Linked DNA regions of Homo sapiens: region 1 is linked to region 2. A link is an interaction called in ENCODE POLR2A ChIA-PET data of the cell type or tissue named here. Cell type or tissue: Panc1. All regions are shown on one strand. Each heading gives the region's core, and the rest is flanking DNA. Links, peaks and the distances in the headings are about the cores only. Region 1 holds the start of IQCE (IQ motif containing E). Region 2 has its middle 7.1 kb from the start of CHST12.

Region 1 (5,344 bases), core at 1-5,000, 170 kb before region 2:
CTCCTGACCTCATGATCCGCCCACCTCAGCCTCCCAAAGTGCTGGGATTACAGGCGTGAACCACTGTGCCCGGCTGATGAGTGAAATTTTTTTTTTTTTTTTTTTTTTTGAGATGGAGTCTCGCTCTCTCACCCAGGCTGGAGGGCAGTGGCGCAATCTCGGCTCACTGCAAGCTCCGCCTCCCGGGTTCACACCATTCTCCTGCCTCAGCCTCCCAAGTAACTGGGAATACAGGCGCCTGCCACCACGCCCGGCTAATTTTTTGTATTTTTAGTAGAGACGGGGTTTCACTGTGTTAGCCAGGATGGTCTCGATCTCCTGACCTCGTGATCCGCCCGCCTCGGCCTCCGAAAGTGAGTGAATTTTAAAAATCAAAATTTATGGGATGTACCTAAAGCAGGGCTCAAAGAGAAACATACAGCTGTAAATGTCTATATTTTAAAAAGATCACATCAAATAAATAACCTAATCTTCCACCTTAAAAAACAAAAGCAGGGCCGGGCGTGGTGGCTCACACCTGTAATCCCGGCACTTTGGGACTCAAAGCCCAGGAGTTCAAAACCAGCCTGGGCAATATGGAGAAACCCTGTACACACACACACACACACACACACACACACACACACAACAAAAAATTAATTAGCTGGGCATCATGGCACATGTCTGTGGTCCCAACTACACAGGAGACTGAGGTGGGAGAATCACCTGGGTCCGGGAAGTTGAGGCTGCAGTGAGCCATGATCGCACCACTGCACTCCAGGCGCAAAGAAACAAAAGCAAGCTGAGCACCTGCTCATGCCTGTAATCCCAACACTTTGGGAGGCCAAGGAGTGAGGACTGCTTGAGCCCAGAAGTTCGAGACCAGCCTGGGTGACATAGTGACACCCAGTGTTGACAAAAAATTAAAAAATTCGCCAGGCATGGTGGCACACGCCTGTAGTCCCAGCTACTTGGGAGGCCGAGGCAGGAGGATCACTCAAGCCCAGGAGTATGAGGCTGCAGGGAGCTGTGATTGTGCCACTGCTCTCTAGCATCGACAACAGAGTGAGGTTCTGTCTCTGAAAAACAAAAACAAATAATCAAAAACACAAAAGCCATGTTTAGAGGGCAATTTGTAGCTGTAAATGCCTATATTAAAAAAAAAAAAGAAAGAAAGATCTCAAGGCAATAATCCAATAATCTAAACTTTCACCTTCAGAACCAGGAGATAGAAAACTAAACTCAAAGGAAGTAAAAGAAAGGAATAAAAATTACAGTGAATAAATGAAATAGAAAATAGAAACAATAGAAAAATCAATGAAACCAAAAGTTGGTTCTTTGAAAAGATCAACAAAACTGACAAACCTTTAGCCAAGAAAAAAAACCCAGAGACACGAAATTACCAAAATACAGGGGGAAAAAAAAAAAAAGGGGGCCTCACTACTGACCTTATAGAAGTAAAGAAACACCCAGAACCACATGGTCTCGCTGGTGAATTCTATCAAACATTTAAAGAGAAATTAATACCAATGCTTCACAAACCCTTCTAAAAAACAGAAAAGAAGGAAATGCTTCCCAATTCATTCTATGAGACCTATATTACACTGATACCAAAAGCAGACAAAGAAATATCACAAGAAAAGAACACTACAGACCAACATTCTTTATGAATACAGTTGCAAAAATCCTCAACAAAATGCTAGTAGGCATGAAAAGGATTTTATATATATATATATATGTACCCTAATTGGTACTGGTATATATTTATGTGCACACACACACACACACACCCCAAGACCAAGAATGAAAGATTGGTTTAACATACAAAAATCAGTCAATATTCCATATTAATAAAATGAAGAAAAAGAAACATATGATTTTCTCAAAAGATACAGAAGGTATGTTTGACAAAATCTAACACTCATTCATGATAAAGATACTCAATAATCTATGAAGAGAATTTCCTCAGCCTAATAAATGGCATCTACAAAAATCCAGGGCAACACAATATTTAACAGAGGAAGACGGAATGTTTCCCTTCTAATAGCAGCAGCAAGACAAGGCTGTCCTTTCTCATCACTTCAATTCAAATTATACTTGAGTCTTTTGCCAGGACATTAATGTGAGAAAAGTAAATAAAAGACATTCAGATTGAAAAGAAGGAAGTAAAACTATCTCTATTCACAGACAACATGATTTTATACATAGAAAATCCTAATGAATCTACTAAAAAACTAGTAAACATAATAAATGAGTTCAGCAAGTTTGCAGGATATGAGATTCATATAAAAATATTATTGTAAGGCCGGACGTGGTGGCTCAGGCCAGTAATCCCAGCACTTTGGGAGGCCAAGGCGGGTGCATCACGAGGTCAGGAGATCGAGACCATCCTGGCTAACAAGGTGAAACCCCGTGTCTACCAAAAATACAAAAAAATTAGCCGGGCATGGTGGCGGGCGCCTGTAGTCTCAGCTACTCGGGAGGCTGAGGCAGGAGAATGCTATGAACCCGGGAGGCGGAGCTTGCAGTGAGCCGAGATCGCGCCACTGCACTCCAGCCTGGGCAACAGAGCAAGACTCCATCTCAAAAAAAAAAAAAAAATTATTGTATATATTAGCAGTAAATAAGCTGAAATGAAATTAAGAAAATTCAATATACAATAACATCAAAAAGCATAAAATACTTAGGAATAAATTTAACAAAAGCATAGGCTTTGTACATTGAAAAATATAAACCATTGCTGAAAGAAATCAAAGATCTACATAGGGCTGGGAGCAATGGCTCACGCCTGTAATCCCAGCACTTTGGGAGGCCAAGGCAGGTAGATAACCTGAGGTCAGGAGTTAGAGACCAGCCTGGCCAACATGGTGAAACCCCACCTCTACTAAAAATAGAAAAATTAGCTGGGTGTGGTGGCAGGCGCCTGTAGTCCCAGCTACTGAGGAGGCTGAGGCAGGAGAATCCTTTGAACCTGGGAGGCAGAGACTGCAGTGATCTGAGATGGCATCATTGCACTCCAGCCTGGGTGGCAAAGCGAGACTGTGTCTTTTTTTTTTTTTTTTTTTTTTGAGACAGAGTCTCACTCTGCTGCCAGGCTGGAGTGCAGTGGCACGATCTTGGCTCGCTGCAAGCTCCACCTCCTGGGTTCACGCCATTCTCCTGCCTCAGCCTCCCAAGTAGCTGGGACTACAGGCGCCCGCCACCACGCCCGGCTAATTTTTTGTATTTGTAGTAGAGATGGGGTTTCACTGTGTTAGCCAGCATGGTCTCGATCTCCTGACCTCATGATCTGCCCACCTCAGCCTCCCAAAGTGCTGGGATTACAGGCATGAGCCGCCGTGCCCGGCCAAGAGACTCTGTCTTAAAAAAATAATAAAAAATAAATAATATACATAAATTATTTTTATAATCACAACAAGCAGTTTTGTTCTTAAAGATGAAGAAGCAGTAACTGAAGGCCAGTGTAGACAGGCAGGCCCTCCAGATGAGACAGGACGTGGTGCCCTGGGGAACAAGCAGGCAACTTCAGCTGCTCCAAGTTGGCCAGCAGCACCAAGCCCCTACTGCGGGTGCAGCTGTGCTGAACCCTGTGGTCTCCTTAGGAGGAAGCAAGGTGAGCACAGTTCCCTTGATGTGAAACCTTCCAAAGGCTTCCTCTGTTTCTCCAATAAAATCCAAATTCCCTGCATGGCCAGCAGGACTCCCCATAGTCAGGCTCATGCCCATCTTCTGCTCAGTCTCCTTGCCCGCGTCCCAACGGGCTTTCTTTTTTTTTGAGACAGGGCCTCACTCTGTTGCCCAGGCTGGAGGGCCGTGATATGATCACAGTTCACTGTAGCCTCCACCTCCTGGGCTCAAGCGATCCTCCCACCTCAGCCTCACTCTGTCTCTCAGGCCTTGGAGGGCCATGATCACAGTTCACTGTAGCTTCCACCTCCTGGGCTCAAGCGATCCTCCCACCTCAGCCTCCTGAGTAGTTGGGACTACAGGCAGGCACCACCACAGCTCGGCTAATGTGATGGTTTTTTGTAGAGATGGGGTCTTGCGATGTTGCCCAGGCTGGTCTGGAACTCTTGGCCTCAAGCGATCCTCCCATCTCGGCTTCCCAGAGTGCAGGGACTACCGGGGGACTACCGGCCTGAGCCACGGCTCCCGGCCATATGGGCCTGTTTCATTTTCTGCACAGCACTTCTCACTTTCTGACACGATCTTAATTACCTGTTTATTACCTTGTCCCTCCGCCCCCCCCCCCCCCCCCACTGGAATGCAGCTTATTCCCGTGTCTCTAACACACAGTAGATATTTACCGGGCAAAGTAACTAACCTAAGGCTCATGCACCCTCGCCCTGGGGAGTACATCGGGCCCCACCCTCCTCCAGGAAGCCTCCTCTGACCAAGCTGGGTTCCCAGACCCTGGGGCTGCCTCCCTCCCACCCCGAAGGCTTGGGGCCACACGGGATCCGTGGATCCCGCCTTAGATCGGGGGTGCCCGGAGGCACTTACACCGTGAGCTCCGTCACCTGCGGGCCGCAGACTCGCAGGCGCCCAGAGGCGAGGGCGCGGCGTCCCGGAGAGCTTCCTGGAAGCGGCGGCCTCTGCGAAAGCGGGCGCGGGCGAGGCTGCAGGCGGCGCGGGGCCTGCAGCGCGCTCTTGTGCGGTAACAATAATGGCAGCTGTCACCCGGCCGTGCGCCCCGTCCTCACGCCCCGGGCCGGCCCCTGCGCGGGGCCCCGAGGCTGCGGGCGACGGAGACGAGCCGAGGCCTCGCGGACGCCCGCCCGGCGTCGCCCCCTCGCCCGTTCTTACCGTGTCCAAGGCCGGCTCCCCGGTGCCCAGGAACATGGTGGCGGCGCTGCCCGGCCGCCCCTCAGGGTTGCTGGCTCGGGCGTCCGGGTCTGGGAATCCGCGGGCAGCCCTGGCCGCCCGCAGCCTCGGGGCCTTCCCTGGCGCCGGCCCGCGACCCCGCTGCCATGGCAACCAGGCCGCCGACCTACCCAGCCGGGTAAGCGACCTGCGTTCCCCCTGGGGCGACCATGCGCGTGCGCAGAGTCCGCGGGCGCCGGCCGGCCGACCAGGAGCGCTCCCGGAGTTCCCGGGGCGGAGCGCGGGGGCTGAGAGGGGGAAAAAAACCGGCCCGGCGCAGTGGCTCGCGTCTGTAATCCCAACACTATGGGAGCCTAAGGCAGGAGATTCAATTGAGCCCAGGAGTTTGATACCAGCCTGGGCAATGTAGCGAGACCCCGTCTCTCGAAAAATAAAATAAAAATAAAAGCCAGGCATGCTGGTGCACGCCTATAGTCCCAGCTCCTCGGGAGGCTGAGGTGGGAGGATCGCTTGGAGCCCAGGAGGTCGAGGCTGCAGTGAG
Region 2 (5,371 bases), core at 287-5,286:
GGAGTTCCAGACCAGCCTGGGTAACAAGGTGAGGCCCTGTCTGTACAAAAACAATAAAATAAAATAATAAAATAAATCCAAGAGAATGGACTGAGGAGCCCTCCTAATTCACTGTGAGCTCACTCCTCCCCACCCCATCCCTGTCTTTCTTTCTTTTTTTTTTTTTTTTTTTTTTGAGACGGAGTCTCACTCTGGCACCCAGGCTGGAGAGCAGTGGCACCATCTCGGCTCACTGCAAGCTCCACCTCCCAGGTTAACACCATTCTCCTGCCTCAGCCTCCCGAGTAGCTGAGACTACAGGCGCCCGCCACCACACCCAGCTAAGTTTTTTGTTTTTTTAGTAGAGATAGGGTTTCACCATGTTAGCCAAGATGGTCTTGATCTCCTGATCTCATGATCCACCCGCCTTGGCCTCCCAAAGTGCTGGGATTACAGGCACGAGCCACCGTGCCAGGCCCCCTGTCTTTCTTCACTGCATTCTTTTGGGCAGTGTCAGGTAAGAGGGAGGTGGTAGGAACCCAGGGCTGGGTGCTGAGGCTGTTACTCAGCCACTGCATGACCTTGGACTTCCATTTCTTTCTCTGCATAATGCTTGAAATAATTGCCCCTCTCACTGCCATGGCCATGCATGGAACAGAGATGTGCAAACTGCTAGCACCTACCAGGTTTGCACCCAGAGAGGGGCTGCAGGTGCCGCTGTGGCCCCAATGGAGGTGATGGTGACTTAGGTTTATGCAGTGGTACAGGAAGAGGACCAAGCTGATAGATAGTGGGGAGACGGCAGCTAGAATGGATAGGGCAGGTGTGGGGATCAGCTGAAGGAGGAAGGGAGAGGAGTTGGGGTGATACCCCGATTGCTGGGCAGCCAGTGGAGTGGATGGTGGTACCACATGAGAGATAGGAGACCACAGAGGAGAACGGTTTTGGGGAGCAAACTTTGTGAACTTGGTGTTGTATGTGCTGAGTAGAGACACCCACAGGACATCACACTTGTCAGGAGACCACTGGATGTTTGTGTCTTGAACCCAGAGGAGACTGGGAGTGGTGGCTCACGCCTGTAATCCTAACACTTTGGGAGGCTGAGGCAGGCAGATCACCTGAGGTCAGGAGTTCGAGACCAGCCTGGACAACATAGTGAAACCCCGTCTGTACTACAAATACAAAAAATTAGCTGGGCATGGTGGCAAGTGCCTGTAATCCCAGCTACTCAGGAGGCTGAGGCAGGAAAATTGCTTGAACCTGAGAGGCAGAGGTTGCAGTGAGCCAAGATTGCACCATTGCACTCCAGCCTGGGCAACAGTGTGAGACTCCATCTCAAAAAAAAAAAAATAATAATAATAAATAGGCCAGGTGCAGTGGTTCACACCTGTAATCCCAGCAATTTGGGAGGCCAAGGCGGGCGGATCACAAGGTCCCGAGATCGAGACCATCCTGGTTAACACGGTGAAACCCCATCTCTACTAAAAGTACAAAAAAGTAGCCGGGTGTGGTGGCGGACGCCTGTAATCCCAGCTATGGGGAGGCTGAGGCAGGAGAATGGCGTGAACCCAGGAGGCAGAGCTTGCAGTGAGCCGAGATTGCGCCACTGCACTCCAGTGTGGGCGACAGAGCGAAAAAAAATTATATATATTAGCTGGACATGTTAGTGCATGCCTGTAATCCCAGCTACTCAGAAGACTGAGGTGGAAGGATCCCATGAGTCCAAGAGTTGGAGGCTGCAGTGAGCTCTATGACTGCACCACTGCACTCCAGCCTGGACTACAGGGAGAGACCATGTTTCTTAAAAAAAAAAAAAAAACAAAAAAAAAAACAAAACAACAGTGCAGTGGCTCATGCCTGTAATCCCAGCACTTTGGGAGGCCGAGGTGGGTGGATCACCTGAGGTCAGGAGTTTGAGACCAGCCTGGCCAACATGGTAAAACCCTATCTATACCAAAAATACAAAAATTAGCTGGGCGTGGTGGCGCACGCCTGTAATTCCAGCTACTCTGGAGGCTGAGGCAAGAGAATAGCTTGAAGCCAGGAAGCAGAGGTCACAGTGAGCTGAGATCATGCCATTGCACTCCAGCCTGGGTGACAAGAGTGAAACTCTGTCTCAAAAAAAAAAAAAAAAAAAAAAAAAAAAGCCAGATGTGGTGGTGCATGCCTGTAGACCCAGCTACTTGGGAGGCTGAGGTGAGAGATTGCTTGAGCCCAAGAGTTCAAGGCTGGGGTGAGCTATGACCATGCCACTGCCCTCCAGCCTGGGCGATAGAGTGAGACCTTATCTCTACAAAAATAAAAATGAAAAAATGAGCCAGATGTGGTAGCACACCTGTAGCCCCAGCCACTCAGGAGGCTGATGTGGGAGGATTGCTCGAGCCCAGGAGGTCAAGGATGTAGTGAGCCATAATTGCACTACTGCACTCCAGCCCGGGTGACAGAATGAGACCCTGTCTCAACAACAACAAACAACAACCAAAGACTGAAAGCCTCCCGCCTCAGCCTCCCATGGGATTACAGGTGTGAGCCACACTCCCAGCCATCACTCCTATTTTAGGGATGAGGTTACATCCCTGCAGAAGCCCAGAGCAGAAAGGACCTTCTCCCGCAGGACGGATAGGGTTACGGTCAGTTGGAGTTTGCGGGGTCTTCCAGGCACGGGCAGGGGACAGAAAGGGATGGCGTAGACAAAGGCATCAGCACAGCAGAGCTGGGAAACATGAAGGCAGCTGGCAGAGTGCCCTGAGCATCTCTGAAAGGTCCTGTGATCTGCCTGGCTCTGCAAGGAGCGGTGGGACGGGAACCTGGGAGGAGACCGGGGAAGGTGAGGCAGCATGAGAGGGGCCACACATCCTGATTTTTCGGAAGCTGTGAGCTGGTGTTTGAGCCAGAACATTGGATCCCTCTCTGGGCCTCAGCTTTGCCATCCGTGACAAGGGGAGGGTGGCTGAGACTTCTGCGTGCTCGCCCAATACCCATTCTCCTATCCTTCCTCATTAACAGAACCCTGGTTGTATTGATAGTCGCAACAGAGGATGCTTTTTTTTGTTTTGTTTTGTTTGTTTGTTTTTTGCGACAGAGTCTCGCTGTGTGGCCAGGCTGGAGTGCAGTGGCACAATCTCGGCTCACTGCAACCTCCGCCTCCAGGGTTCAAGTGATTCTCCTGCCTCAGCCTCCCGAGTAGCTGGGATTACAGGCACCCACCCCCACGCCCAGATAATTTTTATATTTTTAGTAGAGATGGGGTTTCACCATGTTGGCCGGGCTGGTCTCAAACCTCGAACTCCTGACCTCAAGTGATCCTCCTGCCTTAGCCTCCCAAAGTGCTGGGGTTACAGGCGTGAGCCACTATACCAGCCAACATGAACCTCTTGAAGTCATCTCCCATCCCATCTATCATCTATGTATCTATCTATCCATCCATCCATCTATCAATCTGTCGATCCAGCCATCTATCCATCTATGTATCTATCTATCTATCCATCAATCTGTCGATCTAGCCAGCTATTGATCTATGTATCTATCTATCCATCTATCAACCTGTCGATCTAGCCAGCTATCGATCTATGTATATCTATCTATCCATCTATCCATCTATCAACCTGTCGATCTAGCCATCTATCGATCTATCCATCCATCCATCCATCCTATTGGTTCTGTTTCCCTGGAGAATGCTGACCAATGCAGAGGGCAAGACAGAGAAACCCAGAGGAGCCTGGGTCCCTGACGACCTTGGGGAGGACATTACGCAGCTCCACCCCCAGACTTGTTGCTGCATGAGAGAAAAATAAGCCCTATCTTATTTAAGCCACTGTCGTGGGGATTTTCTGTTATTGGCAACCAAACTCAGCCCCTAAGGGGAGGCCACGTGTCCCGCAGTCCAGGCCCCCCAAATCACACCTACAATGGTTACTTTATCCCAGGACTGTCTGGACTATTATGGAGTTAATTTTTTTCTTTACAGAAACTCATTTTTTGGCCAGGTATGGTGGCTCATACCTGTAATCTCAGCACTTTGGGCGGCCGAGGCAGGTGGATCACTTGGGGTCAGGAGTTCAAGACCCACCTGGACAACATGGTGAAACTCCGTCTCTACCAAAAATACAAAAAATTAGCCAGGCGTGGTGGTGAGTGCCTGTAATCCCAGCTACTCTGGAGGCTGAGGCAGGAGAATCGCTTGAACCTGAGAGGTAGAGGCTGCAGTGAGCCAAGATTGCACTCCAGCCTGGGCAACAGAAGGAGACTCTTGTCTTAAAAAAAAAAAAAAAAAAAAATCAAAAAAGGGTAGCGGACTGCTGAAGGCTGGTTTGCGTCGACATGGCGGTTACCGTGAGTCTCTTGCTGGGCGGGTGTGTTTGCGCTGCTGTCCCTCGCTGCAGGTTGGCGCCCTGTGGGATAGCGGGCCCAGGCCCTATCGGCTGGGAGCAGGACCCCGATTCCTGCCGGAGGAATGGGAGCTGCAGAAGGTGGAGAGGTACCGGCTTCTCCCCAGGCCTCAGCTTGAAGCAGAGCCTTGAGTCCCGGTGCCCCAGACCGCACCCCCTTGGCGCCCGGCATCCTGCCACTGTTACTCCTTCTTACCCATTGTTAGGGGCACAGTGTCAGGTGTTCAGATCCCCTGAGACCACTGCTCCCTTCACTAGTGACGTACTTCATCATCGGTTTAGAGAGTTCGGCATGCTTAGGGCAGTTATTGTTCTAGGTGTTAGCTTTCTGGGTGTATAGAGCAGCTCTAAGCTGGCAACATGGCCAGGTTGCCCTTGCCATCAAAGAGAAGAGGGCTTGGCCGGGCGCGGTGGCTCACACCTGGAATCCCAGCACTTTGGGAGGCCGAGGCAGGCAGATCACGAGGTCAGGAGATTGAGACCATCCTGGCTAACAAGATAAAACCCCATCTCTACTAAAAAAAAATACAAAAAATTAGCCAGGCGTGGTGGCGGGTGCCTATAGTCCCAGCTACTCGGGAGGCTGAGGCAGGAGAATGGCGTGAACCCGGGAGGCGGAGCCTGCAGTGAGCTGAGATCACACCACTGCACTCCAGCCTGGGTGACAGAGCGAGACTCCATCTAAAAAAAAAAAAAGAAGAAGAAAATGATAGAGTCACTCACAGGACAAATACACCAAGGAGATGGAAGGGAAGAAATAAAGAAGTCCAGGACCCGGAGGAGAGCTTTGTGCCTGCTGCTGCACCCCTAGGTCATCAGAGAGAGCTGCAGAAGTACTCCAGTGATTCTGAGAGCACCAGAAGAACCGGCGATGCTGCGTTGCCAAGTGAGCAGAAGCTGGAGGAGTTGAAGGCAGAGGAGCCAGGTCACTTCAGCAGCAAAGTAGTGCAGAGGGGCCGAGAGTTCTTTGACAGCAGCGGGAACTTCCCGTGCAGAATCTGAGT

Evidence for each region. Peaks named below come from ENCODE experiments on the same cell type or tissue, not always from the same donor. Only the 100,000 strongest peaks of a DNase experiment are listed, where the experiment ranks them.
Region 1: POLR2A ChIA-PET joins it to region 2 with 10 read pairs; 4 of 35 experiments call an interaction of 5 or more read pairs at or near these places.

What each region holds. Positions count from the first base shown.
Region 1 is chr7:2,558,659-2,564,002 of GRCh38, reverse strand. It overlaps IQCE (IQ motif containing E), which reads right to left and starts at 5,024. Exons shown (of 22, transcript NM_152558.5): 1 at 4,786-5,024. The coding sequence starts at 4,821. RefSeq lists silencers at 4,343-4,412, 4,633-5,142. In Panc1, for the core only: no CTCF peak of the experiment used is centred there; no DNase peak of the experiment used is centred there; H3K4me3 peaks cover 1,583 bases; H3K27ac peaks cover 1,496 bases.
Region 2 is chr7:2,393,845-2,399,215 of GRCh38, reverse strand. It overlaps the pseudogene NGRNP3. Among named protein-coding and RNA genes, the nearest start is that of CHST12, 7.1 kb to the left of the region's middle. In Panc1, for the core only: no CTCF peak of the experiment used is centred there; no DNase peak of the experiment used is centred there; H3K27ac peaks cover 311 bases.